Regions from separate parts of the Mus musculus genome. Here region 1 is linked to region 2. The links are chromatin contacts, found by Hi-C or POLR2A ChIA-PET in ENCODE. All regions are on one chromosome and are shown on one strand. Each heading gives the region's core, a stretch centred on a gene start or an enhancer-like site at or near the end of the contact. The rest is flanking DNA. Distances are from core to core; before and after follow the strand shown. Region 1 overlaps Atp2b1 (ATPase, Ca++ transporting, plasma membrane 1). Region 2 holds the start of Atp2b1 (ATPase, Ca++ transporting, plasma membrane 1).

Evidence for each region. Hi-C counts contacts between places; a loop is a spot of excess contacts on that map. ChIA-PET counts read pairs that join two places held with the same protein, here RNA polymerase II (POLR2A).
Region 1: a map of heart shows a loop between it and region 2 (2.2-fold over the local background). The contact joins the enhancer-like site here to the promoter of Atp2b1 in region 2. A Hi-C loop is called at or near these places in 3 of 37 maps with a recorded cell type or tissue (heart and v-Abl transformed pro-B cells). POLR2A ChIA-PET finds 5 or more read pairs at or near these places in 2 of 5 experiments (both embryonic stem cell).

What each region holds. Positions count from the first base shown.
Region 1 is chr10:98,956,104-98,961,237 of GRCm38, reverse strand. All of the region lies in intron 1 of Atp2b1 (ATPase, Ca++ transporting, plasma membrane 1), which reads right to left. Among named protein-coding and RNA genes, the nearest start is that of Atp2b1, 44 kb to the right of the region's middle. Within about 2 kb of position 1,636, at least 1 of the 3 ENCODE cell types and tissues checked has a DNase peak (open chromatin) inside an H3K27ac peak, as active enhancers do.
Region 2 is chr10:98,911,173-98,916,984 of GRCm38, reverse strand. It overlaps Atp2b1 (ATPase, Ca++ transporting, plasma membrane 1), which reads right to left and starts at 1,833. Exons shown (of 21, transcript NM_026482.2): 1 at 1,614-1,833.

The DNA.
Region 1 (5,134 bases), core at 387-2,886, 44 kb before region 2:
CACTCTTGACGTTGCTGCTGTTTTAATCCCTCCACCGCTGGACTCTCCTTCCCACCACACGGTTGTCTCTCTCTGGCCGCATGTTTTCACTTTCCACAGCCTGCTCTGCTCCCTGAACAACTGTCAGGGAAGCCAGTGGGGCAGGGTTGGGTGATAGTAACTGTTTTCATCTGGTCTTAGTCACAGAAAATGAGATTGGCTTTTAGATAATAAAAATCTACTTGCAAGTGCAAGTGTAAGAATTTTGTTTTTCTCTTATTTCAGAATTTCACAATTAAAGCACACACAGCAGTCGGGCTCAGAGAAAGTATGAAAAAAAAGCTTCTCTATCTTCCCCTCAACGCAACCCGTATTCCCACGAACTTTTCATCTATAAAAGTGTATGCCAGCCTCAACTGAAGCAGAGGCATAGACTGGCCATTCGACCACATCTCTGGGCTTTTGATAACTTCCATTTCCAGCACATACTAAGACTACAAGCTCATAACAACACAGCACTTAGTGTATATAATCAAGATCTCAATGGCAATGAACTAAAGCACAGATATCTTAACGATAACTAGAGATCCGTTTGCTTTACAAGCAGGTAAGTTGGTAGAATCTTATCCAGTGGACTGGTGTGACACCCACATCTATGAGGAGACCGGCCTAATCTCGCAAGGATGTACCTACAGAATCAACAAACCACAACCTCTCGATTTAACAAACATGATAAATTTTAACGTTATTGCTACTATGTACTGCAGATCTGTACTTCTCAGCCCCACTGTCTACTTATTGGTAATGTTTGTAGGGCTCTTAAAATGGGCCCTGCTGGGCTCCACCTCAGAAAAGTCTTCAATTGATGCAGCACACAGTAGGAAAACATATTTCTAAATTCTGGGATGCTAGGGATGATGATCCTGCTGTCAATTTTGTAAGTCACTATTTTATGAGACTGTGACCTGAACTTTGACTCATGAACTAACTGTTGGATGTCCATCTTGATCCAAAAGTTCCTGGACTAAATAGGCAAATTACTCATTCGTAATTTGCATGAATAACTCAAAGCAGATTATTTTCTACAAATATTTTGTGAGCTGGTACTCTGAACTGTTTTGGTTTTAATACCAAATACACTGATATTTTTCTACTTAAGTCTCATATTTCACAAATACTGTGAATAATTTTCTACTTTCAAACTAAAAAAGTTTAAGCACCTTAAGGCATTGATTTTAACAAATTTAACAAAATGCTTGAATTACATAGCTACCTTCTATTCATACCTCTAAGATAAACTATACTTTTCCCCCCCAATTCTGTTGATCTACTTAGGCATCTTTCATTTTTACAGTAAGATTCTTGGTTGCAAAGGTTTTTGCTTAGGGGGGTGCTTTTGAAAAGCTCCAAAATAAAGTTAATTTTATATAATCCTGTGCAATTTACCAAATATAAGAACATACTATACCTCCGGTTAAATATGAGAACCAAATGTTCTATCATTTTCTAGTCTCTCTGGTGCTGAAATTTTCAGCTTCAGTCAAGGAAGAGATTTCTAATTTAAAACAGTGTTTTTCCCTTCTGTTCAGGAGCTAAGAGGCACCATGAACACTTGAATGTCACGCCAGCTGCTCCGCCGGCCTACTCAGTGCTCAAGAGCTTCTAGCCTGTCAATTCACAAGAGCCTACACGTACATGCTTAGGGAAACAGGATGCTCATTATGTCACCCAACAGCCTCACAAAAATAAAGCCGGCAGTCCTGAGGGAGGCTAACTCTTTTCTGCAAACTGACATGAGCTTTCTGTCTCACTAATTGAAAACTCTGTAATTTCAAGGATTTGGCCCAGCACTTGAAAACTGAGCACCAAGCCGAGAGGATGAGGCCCTTGCCCGTGTCTTCCTTTCTACTGCATTTATGGAGTCTGGTTGTAGATGGTCTTTTGCAATCTCTAGCTATAGGTACTGAAGAGGAGCTTGGAAAAAAAAAAATCAATACTCCCTTTCATGCTAGTTCAAGTAATGTGGCTGGAAAATAAACTATATTTTAAGAAGATATTAGGCAGCATTTGATTTATGGTTAACTCAATAAGTGCAGAGAGTCTGGGCATCAGAACTGTGGCACACTCCATCACATCACCAATGGTCCTCTAAGCTCTTCCCGCATTCCCAATCTTTCTCCTCTTACTCCCCCACCCCCACCAATTGCTGGCCTTCCTTTGTTCTGACCGTAACTAAAGGCCAGTGCCACCCAATAGGGTCATCACCTGGAATTGCTCTATTTTCAGATTTCCTCTCTGGCACAACTTCTCTGATTAGTTTACCAAATCTTGTCACGTGTTCTGACTTCTAAGGCCACCAGACTCCTTAGCAATACTAGCTTCCCTCAAAAGCTAACTTCCCCGTGTCTTTATGTATGACTTTCTCTGATCTTCCTACTAAGCCCATCTGGTTAATTACTGACCCCTGGAAGACACAAGCCATCTGGATTAAAAAAAAAAAAAAAAAAGACATCTTTAACTAATTGAGGAGTTGGGTGGAGAGAGAGAGAGAGAGAGAGAGAGAGAGAGAGAGAGAGAGAGAGAGAGAGAGAGAGAGAGAGAGAAGGACTCAGTATGCATCTCTAGGTATCCTGGAACTTGGTATATATGCTGGCTGGGCTTGAACTTGATGTTCTACAGTTTCTGTCTCGGGCTTGCTTGCACCAACCATACCCACTGAAAAACAAACTAAAACACTTCTTAAGGCTAGACACAGTGACACACGCCTTTAATCCTGGTGTTCAGGAAGCAGGGGAAACAGAGGTAGGCCAACTGTCCTGAGTTCTGGTCTACATAACAGGTTCTAGGCCAGCCAGGGCTGGATGAGACCTTGTATCAAACCAAACCAAAGAAAACCAAACCACAAAGCCAAACCAAACCAAAACTAAAACTACAAACAAAAACCAAAACAAAACAAAAAACCTCTGCCCTCTCCCAAAGAATCAGGTTTTAGTTCATTAATAACTTACATGAGTCACTGTAAAATACAACCGACTGACATCTCATCTTCCCAGAATATTCCTGATTTCTGATTTCACGACTTTCTTACATGATCTGCACTCCTGGAGTAAGCCTGTTTCCTTAATTGCCACTGCAGGACAGCATCTCAATGCCTTTCAGTTAGGTCTCTCACTTGGCTTGCCGATATTCACATACATTCTACCCCATAAAAGACCATCTTTCTTTTCCCTTGAGAAGCATCCATCTCCTGGATTCTCTTAACCCAGGAGCTATCCAGTTTCATCTCCTTCTACCACACCTACTAGAAACATCTGTCCTCAATGCAGCCCCATCCCTGATTCTCTCCTTGAGGTTGGCAACTGGATCCATCCCTGAGCACACACTACTGAGATGAGACTACAGTGATTAATGATCTCAAGTTGCTTTCCAGGCCCCACCATTCTCTATGCAGCTGTCTTGTTACCCAGCATTCCTCTCTTCTATTCACTGTATCACTTAGTTCTCATACACCTCTAACCAAATTCACTGGCTTTTTAAATCTTTACAGCATCCTCAATGAGGGCATCACTGCATGTATTTGCCGGACTCTCTTGGCAACTCATAGAACAACATGGCCTCCATCTGCTACCTTGCTTTCTTGCTCCAGGTTACAGCTGCGGACCCACGTTATCATTTAAATATTCTGCAGTACTTCAAGTGAAATCACCATTATTATACTTAACCCTGTCTCATCTAAACCATTTCTTCCTAAAGTTTCTATCAGTCCCAAAGACATCTGAAAAAAAAAACCAAAAACCAAAAAAAAAAAAAACTTGTCCACGGCTCTGTCCAATAGTCACATACATTCTACCCTATGAAAGACTCTTTCTTTCTTTCTCTTCCTTTAGGAAGCATCCATCTCCTGGATTCTTAACCCACAAGCTTATCCAGTTTCATCTCCTTCTACCACACCTACTAGAAACATCTGTCCTCAATGCAACTTAAGGGCTGTTCACAGTCTACAAAGGAAAAAGACAAGTGTACAAGCAAGGACAAACAAACACGACCCAAGGACTCACAAAGGAAATGGCGAACAAACAACTAAGTATCAACGAGTATGGGGCTTTAAGAACAATTTCCGGCTTCACTGTCTAGAATAGCCCTCACCAGGACCAGGAGTACAGGGTGGTTAAGATGAAAAGTCATGACACTCTGATGCCATCGGGAGCATGGCAACAAGGAGGTGGCACAAGAAACAGCTGGTCTCGTGATAAAAGCATTATTTCTATCTCCAAAGAATTTTACAGAAACTAATCTTCTCTCCTAAAGTACAACCTCCGCCTCCATGACAGAATGCTAAAATAATAGCAGCAGCAGTCACATAAAGGAGAAGGGAAGGGCTGGGAGATAGCTCAATAGTTAAGAGCTGTAGCAGGTGTTCCAGGGGGGACCAGCGCTCAGTTCCTAGGATGCACATAGGCCACCTGAAACTGCCTGCAACTCTGGTCCCAGGGATCTCAGAGCCTCTGGTCTGCAAGCATGTGCACACTCCCCCCTCCCCAGCCCCCACACACATTTACATTAACATAAAGAAAATAACTGAAACTGAAGGTCAATATAGAGCCAATGAGGAAACAAGTAATCTTCTAATTTGTTGACTCTTTCTTTCTGCTATTAATAAAGACAAGTGAAATCACTTTATAAAACTAAAGATATTTGTGCCATCTTCTGAGAAGACCAGAAACAAGTTTAATTTCCCTTCTTAGCATTACAGAATGTGAAATGCATGAATGAGGAAGATGAAGAGTTCTTGGAGGACAGTGATGGAAACTGGGAAGCCTTTATCTAGCTCATGAGTCCCCCAGAGATCTCCAACAGACCCACGCGCTAGCAGAGGGCCCCAACTGCCACACTGGTGCATGCGCCCTAGTGAAAGCTGACCTATTCCTTTTCCACTAATGGGCTTCTTCTCTGCATTGCCCCTTTCCTCTGGCCTGAAAGCATGGGAACAATCCACTGATGTGTTCCCATGGTCTTTCAAGGCCTCTGTTCTATGCAGACTGCATCCTTCCTTGTTAAACCCCAAGGATGCCTGAAGGCAGGAGAGTCATTCATTTCTGCATCTCCTAGTGACTACTCCAGCAACAGCCCTTTGTCCATAAAAACTGCTCAACAC
Region 2 (5,812 bases), core at 584-3,083:
GTAGAAAGTAAAACATCTCCCTGAAAACATGGCTTAAAAGGCCCAATTTCCTACACCAGCTTTCAAAAGCTCTCAACAAGAAAAAAAAAAAAAAATTTCTATTTACTTCAAATTTGAACTGACCAGGAAGGGGAAAAAAAGGGATGGGTGCTAAATGAAACATACAAGTACAAAAAGCAGATTCTCCCCCTTCCAATCCCTCTTTTAATTCCCCCAATCCGGCTCTGCCACACACAAGGACAGGGAGTCTCCCTAGGGAAAGCTGGTGGCAGGGCAAGTGAAGGCTCTCCATTCACTCAAATGGGCCACTATCCAAAGGGATGCCCTATGCGCGCTTTGTACAAACCAGGTCCTTACAAGTACTTATTATTATAAAATACACCTACGCTGAGGATCAAGAACCTTATTTTAAAGTAAGACTGTCCTCAGGTGGGGGAGGTGAAGCACAACAAAGCCTTCCATGTTGAAAGGCAGACAGTCCAGACATGCATATACCTCCACTCGTATGAAAAAAAAAATCCATATAACTAATTTATCAGGAACAGCAATCGATACCGACAGGAGTCATTAGATTATTAATAAACCCAGAAAAGTAGCATGCATAGCAGCCAAAGGTGGCTGTCTGCAGCGCTCTAACCCCTAGGAAGGGTAAAAAAAACAGCCTACCGAGGAGGTTCGCGTCCTTACCAAGGTCCTGCAGACCCTTTTACCCACGCAGACCAGCCCCAGCTTCCCCTTGCGGGTCCGATCACCGCAACAGCAAAAGCATTCCCAATGCTAGAGTCCCGCAGTAAACTGGTGACTGAAATGTGCAGAGACCAACCTGGGCAAAGACCGAGGCGCAGACCCAGGGGTCGCTAACTAGCTAAGACACAAAATTCTCCTGCAAGATGAAATAGAGAAGAAGCCCCCGCCACCTCCGCCCCCCCCACCCCCGCAATAGGAATGCCACCCTCCTTTCTTACTGACCCTTTCCGAGGACAGAGCAGATTTTCCCCCTTTTAAACTAAGTACATAAACATGAATCGGAAGCACCCGTGAACATCCTGGGGGGCCAGACTCAAGACCTGAAGAGAGCGTCCAGGCGGCTCTTCAACTCCCCGGGAGTCACCGTCCTGTCTGACAGGCATCTATCACACCATCCTCTCCGGGGGGCCGACGACAAACCTTCACCTTGCACGGGCAGTACCTCCCGGGGGCCCAAGCCAGGGATTAAATGGGTGACCCTCCCGGGTCGCAGGAAGAGGGAGTGCCGGGGCACCGCTGCCCTCAAGGTCACCACATGCCGGGGTAGGGGCGACCGGTGTTCAGATGGGCTGTGGCGGCAGCAGGGGCAGCCCCGCGAAGTCCGAGAGCCCTCGGGTGTAGACGAGAAGCCACCGGGACGGCGACTCCGAGCTGGACCCGGCGCCGAGGCGCGCGGAGAGGAAGCCTCCTCACCTTTACGGTCTCCTAGCAGGAGCGAACCCCGGCGGCGCCGCCAACTTCGCGGGGACCCGCCGCGCTCCACCCCGCGCCCAGCTGTCAGGACCCCCGCCGCGCCCTGCGCGCCCCACCCGGCCTCCCCCGCAGGTGGCCGCCCCCGCCGCGGGCAGCCACCGGCCGCCACTCACCTCGCCCGCAGCGGGAACCATTTTTTCCGAGGGGAAGAATCAAGGAAAGCTAGGCGGGTGGGTCCGGGGGATGGCGGCGAGGGGTCGCGGGACGTGCCCGCAGCCGGCTCGCTGGGTTCGGGGCGCCACGCGGAGGTGCGGCTGCACCTCGGGAAGGAGGCGGCGGCGGCGGAGCCCAGAGACTCGGCGTCCACCAGCCGGGGCTCCCTACTCACGCTGCACCGCGAGGAGGCGGCGGCGGAGGAGGAGGAGGCGGCGCCCGGCCGGCCCCCGCCCAGAGCCCGGCGGCCGCCGAGTGGCCGCTCGCGTCCCCGCAGGACCCGCCTCCTCCGCTCCGCAAAGCCGCGCTCAGGGCGCGCCGCGCTCGGCACAGCAGCTCAACCGGCCCCGCGCCGGCGTCCGCAGCAGCAGCAACAGCAGCAGCAACGGGCGGGGTGCAACCCGGGGCGGGGTCCGGGGACACCGGTCCGCAGACGCGGAGCTCAAGGGGCAACGGCCAGCTCCGGGGCAGGGGCCCGGTGTGCACCGGGTGACCCGCGAGACCGCCCGAGCAGGCAAGGGGGGAGGAGGGCGCTCACCCGTTCCGGTCCGACGCTCCCTTCTTCTCCACACCTCCACGCCTCCCGCTCCACGCTGGCAGCGCAGCTGCTCCCGCTGCCTCTGCCACCGCTGCGGATGCTCGCGCGGCCGCCGCTGCCGCCTTGGCTGGGCGCGGTCACGTGACGCGGCCCGCGGGGAGCCTGAGGGCGGGCGGGCGGGCGCGCGCGCGCGCACGAGCGGAGGTAGCGCCGCTCGGACCGGGACTGGCGCTTCCCGGAGAGGGCGTTTAAGGGGAGGATCCGGCGAGCGCGGCCCCGCCTGGCGAGCGCGCGCCCGGGGTGGGGTGAGGCGGCGGGGATCAGAACTTGCAGCGCGCGGTGTGGAAAGGGTGGCCTGTAGTGCGGGGCGGGCGACTCGCGCCTCCGCGCGCCCCTCCCTCTCTTCCTTCCCTGCGCGCCGGGCTCCCGGCTGCCCCCGCCCCCTCCTGCGCTGTCGCCCCCTCCCTTCCCCTCCTGCGGCGGCTTCCGATTGGCCGTCGGGGCTCTGACGTCTGTGTTTCCATGACGTGTCGGGGCCGGGGAGGGCCGCGGGAGGGGGCGGCGGGGGAGGAGGGGGCGGTGACTCCGTCCGTCACCGCCGGTGCCTGGGCGCGCGGCCCGGCGGCTCCTGCAACGTGAGGAAGCCGGAGAGCGACGAGTGCCGCCGCAGTGGGACGCCCTTCACTTGGGGTCCCGCTCGAGTCGCCCCCGGGTGGAGGCGATGCCGGGTCACGGGACGGGAGAGCGGCTCGGCGCCCACTCCCTAGCGGACCTGTCTCCTGTCCCGGACGGTGACGCACTCGCCCGACAGCCAAAGTGCCTTCCCTTTTGGGAAGAGAGCCCACTCGCCCTGTAGGCGCGCTGGCCCGGCCACCGACACCGGGGATCCCCGCTGCAGCGCCCAAACCGTGTCCTCTAGCCGGTGCAAGCAGGCCTCGCAAGGTCCGCTTGAAGTCCTCGTGTTTCTCTTTTGGGTTTGCTGCTGCGGCTGCTGCTTTTTTTTTTTTTTTTTTTTTTTTTTTTCCTACCTGTGGCGAGCTAGTGGGTCTTTAATTCATAATACTTAAATCCTGCCCTCATCTTTCCCGAGGAGAAAGGAACAAGAAAAAAAAAAAAAATCATGCAGAGTACCGTGCAGTATTTAGACGGTAAAAGGTAGCCGACTCTGGTCCAACCAGTTCAAAAGAAAACCGCTCATGATTACTTCTACTTTAAAAAAGGATATTCTTGACTGTATCCACACATTTAAAGATGTGTATCCTGTCCCATCTTTCTGTAATCTCTGCTTGAACTAAAGGTTCCCCCTTCCCCCGAACAATTTAGACCTTATCCGTGTTATTTTCAGCATCACTTAGCTTGAGAAAAAAACATCAAAAAAAGTGATCTGTAAGTGTTTTGTTTTGCTTTTTTCAACCCTGAATTGGAAGAATTGGTAGTTTCATAGTCTTCTCCAAAGCACACCGGTAAGACAAGTACTGCATTATGTATGTTCCCTGTCGGGTAGCATTTGTTTTAAAATAATATAAAGGCTTGAAAAGAAAATACTTGAGTTTAAAAGCAAATTTTCCATGATAAAACTGCTGAAAATAATTTTTCCATTTATATCTTCCACCAGGGTAGACATTACCAACCTCTGAGCTGTGCCCTTGACATGTAAAACTGGCACTGGGTATTTCTCTCTCTCTGTTTATCACAGAGAATTGGTTGATGTGATACAATAAATAGCCCTTCCTGCTACTATTTCAAATCTACAATTAGAAAAACAAATTAATTAAATTTCATTTAGGTAATTTCCAGTATTTTCTCACCCCGAAGTATCTTTTAGAATAACGCAGACACATTTATGAACTCTTGGCTACTTCCCCGCTTTTCTCCAAGGAAGTCCCCATAGAAAATTGAATTATGCATTCTATTTTAATCAAGAATTTGACATTAAAGTATTAAGTGAATCATTGCATGCTGCACCAGCAAAACCCATAATAGACTAAACTAGAATCTGTTCACTTTGTGGGTTTGCTGTAATTCTAACTCATAAGATGCATGTTGTAGAGTATATGCTCACGAAAAATCACCGAAACTCCTTACTATAGAGCATGATTGCAGTGAAATTTTTATTGGTATCCAAAGATGTACCCACAAGTGAAAACATGCATGTCCCAGAACATAGTTGTGTGCACTTCATGTGAGTTGCATATATGATAAACTCGCTCTCAGATAGCCAGGGTAATTGTACTGTATATTTGATTTGTGTGTTTTTATGCTTCAGATACAAAATTAAAGCTGAAACCAGTATAGAAGCAGCTGAGCTTTAGGAAGTTCAATTCCCCCCTCCTGCAGGGCTTCATCCTAAAACCTCCCCAAATGACATACTTTTCGGTGTAAAACTGCTGAGTTGCTTAATTAGGGTTTCTTATTTTCCTCTGGTGCAAGAGATGAGACTGAAGCCTCATGGTGTCCAGCAAGTCCATGGGGTCCTGGGCTAGTGCTCACCCTTCAGCACTTTTCCTTAGAAAATATGGAGCTGCCTGAACTCAGAAATGCCCCTGTGTATTATATGAGCGCATCATCTTCATCTTGGACTTAATTTATCCCATGGATTAATTGATCTGGAGATATAGTAGTATACATTAAAAGCAACACAAGACAATTTTCTATTAAATAATAGGGTAGTTTTGTAAATGTGTTTTCAGATACAGAAGTGACTGTTTTTGATGTTATATTGAAGAGGCAATAACATATTTGGCAATTTTCATAGGTGCAGTCCTTTCCTTCCTTATAATGGTATAATTGTATTGACATCTCTCTGGTCAATTGATTAGTTCAAGCTGTGTAACTCATGCAGAAAGTCCTCAATGTAACTAAATGTGAAGAGAAACATTAGGCTCTTTATTCTCTTCAGGGTCCCAGTGTAGCATGATTTCATACTTCCATAATCCCAGCACTCAGGAGGCAAAGACCAGGAGGATAGAGAATTCCAGGTCAGTCTGTAATACATATGAAGACCCTGCCTTTAAAAGAACAGGGTGTGTGTGTGGGGGGGGTGGCTGGGGAGATAGCTCAGTGGACTGGGGTTCAATTCCCAGCACCCACCTGGCAGCTCACAACTAACTATAACTCCTCATACAGACATATAAGCAGGCAAAATACCAATGCACATAAAATAAAAATAGATTATTTTTAAAAGCATCATATGTGTTAAGCATTGGAGCAAGATGAATATGCCAAGAGTACTATGTTTTTAAAACAAGATGCATACCCAAAATAGACTTTTCTATGTGAATATGTCAGTCCTGATTATAAGACAAGAGGGCTAAGGAGTGGAGAGAGGGAGGAGGTGGAGGGATATCAAATGCTTCCTAAAGCATAGTATATATGTACTCAAATTTCCATTAGCCTGGGCATAGATAGACAGACAGACAGACAGACAGACAGATAAGTTAAATATTACTTAGCTGAAAACCCACACAAAAAAGTTACCTATTAGTAACAAATCAATTCCATTTGCTGGGTTAAATGGAGCAAATTACAAATAAGCCTGAAACAGAGTCTTCGAATCACATAACATTACATTTTTATATCTGAAAAACACAATGGGTGCTATTTGTCAGGAGTTGCTGACCG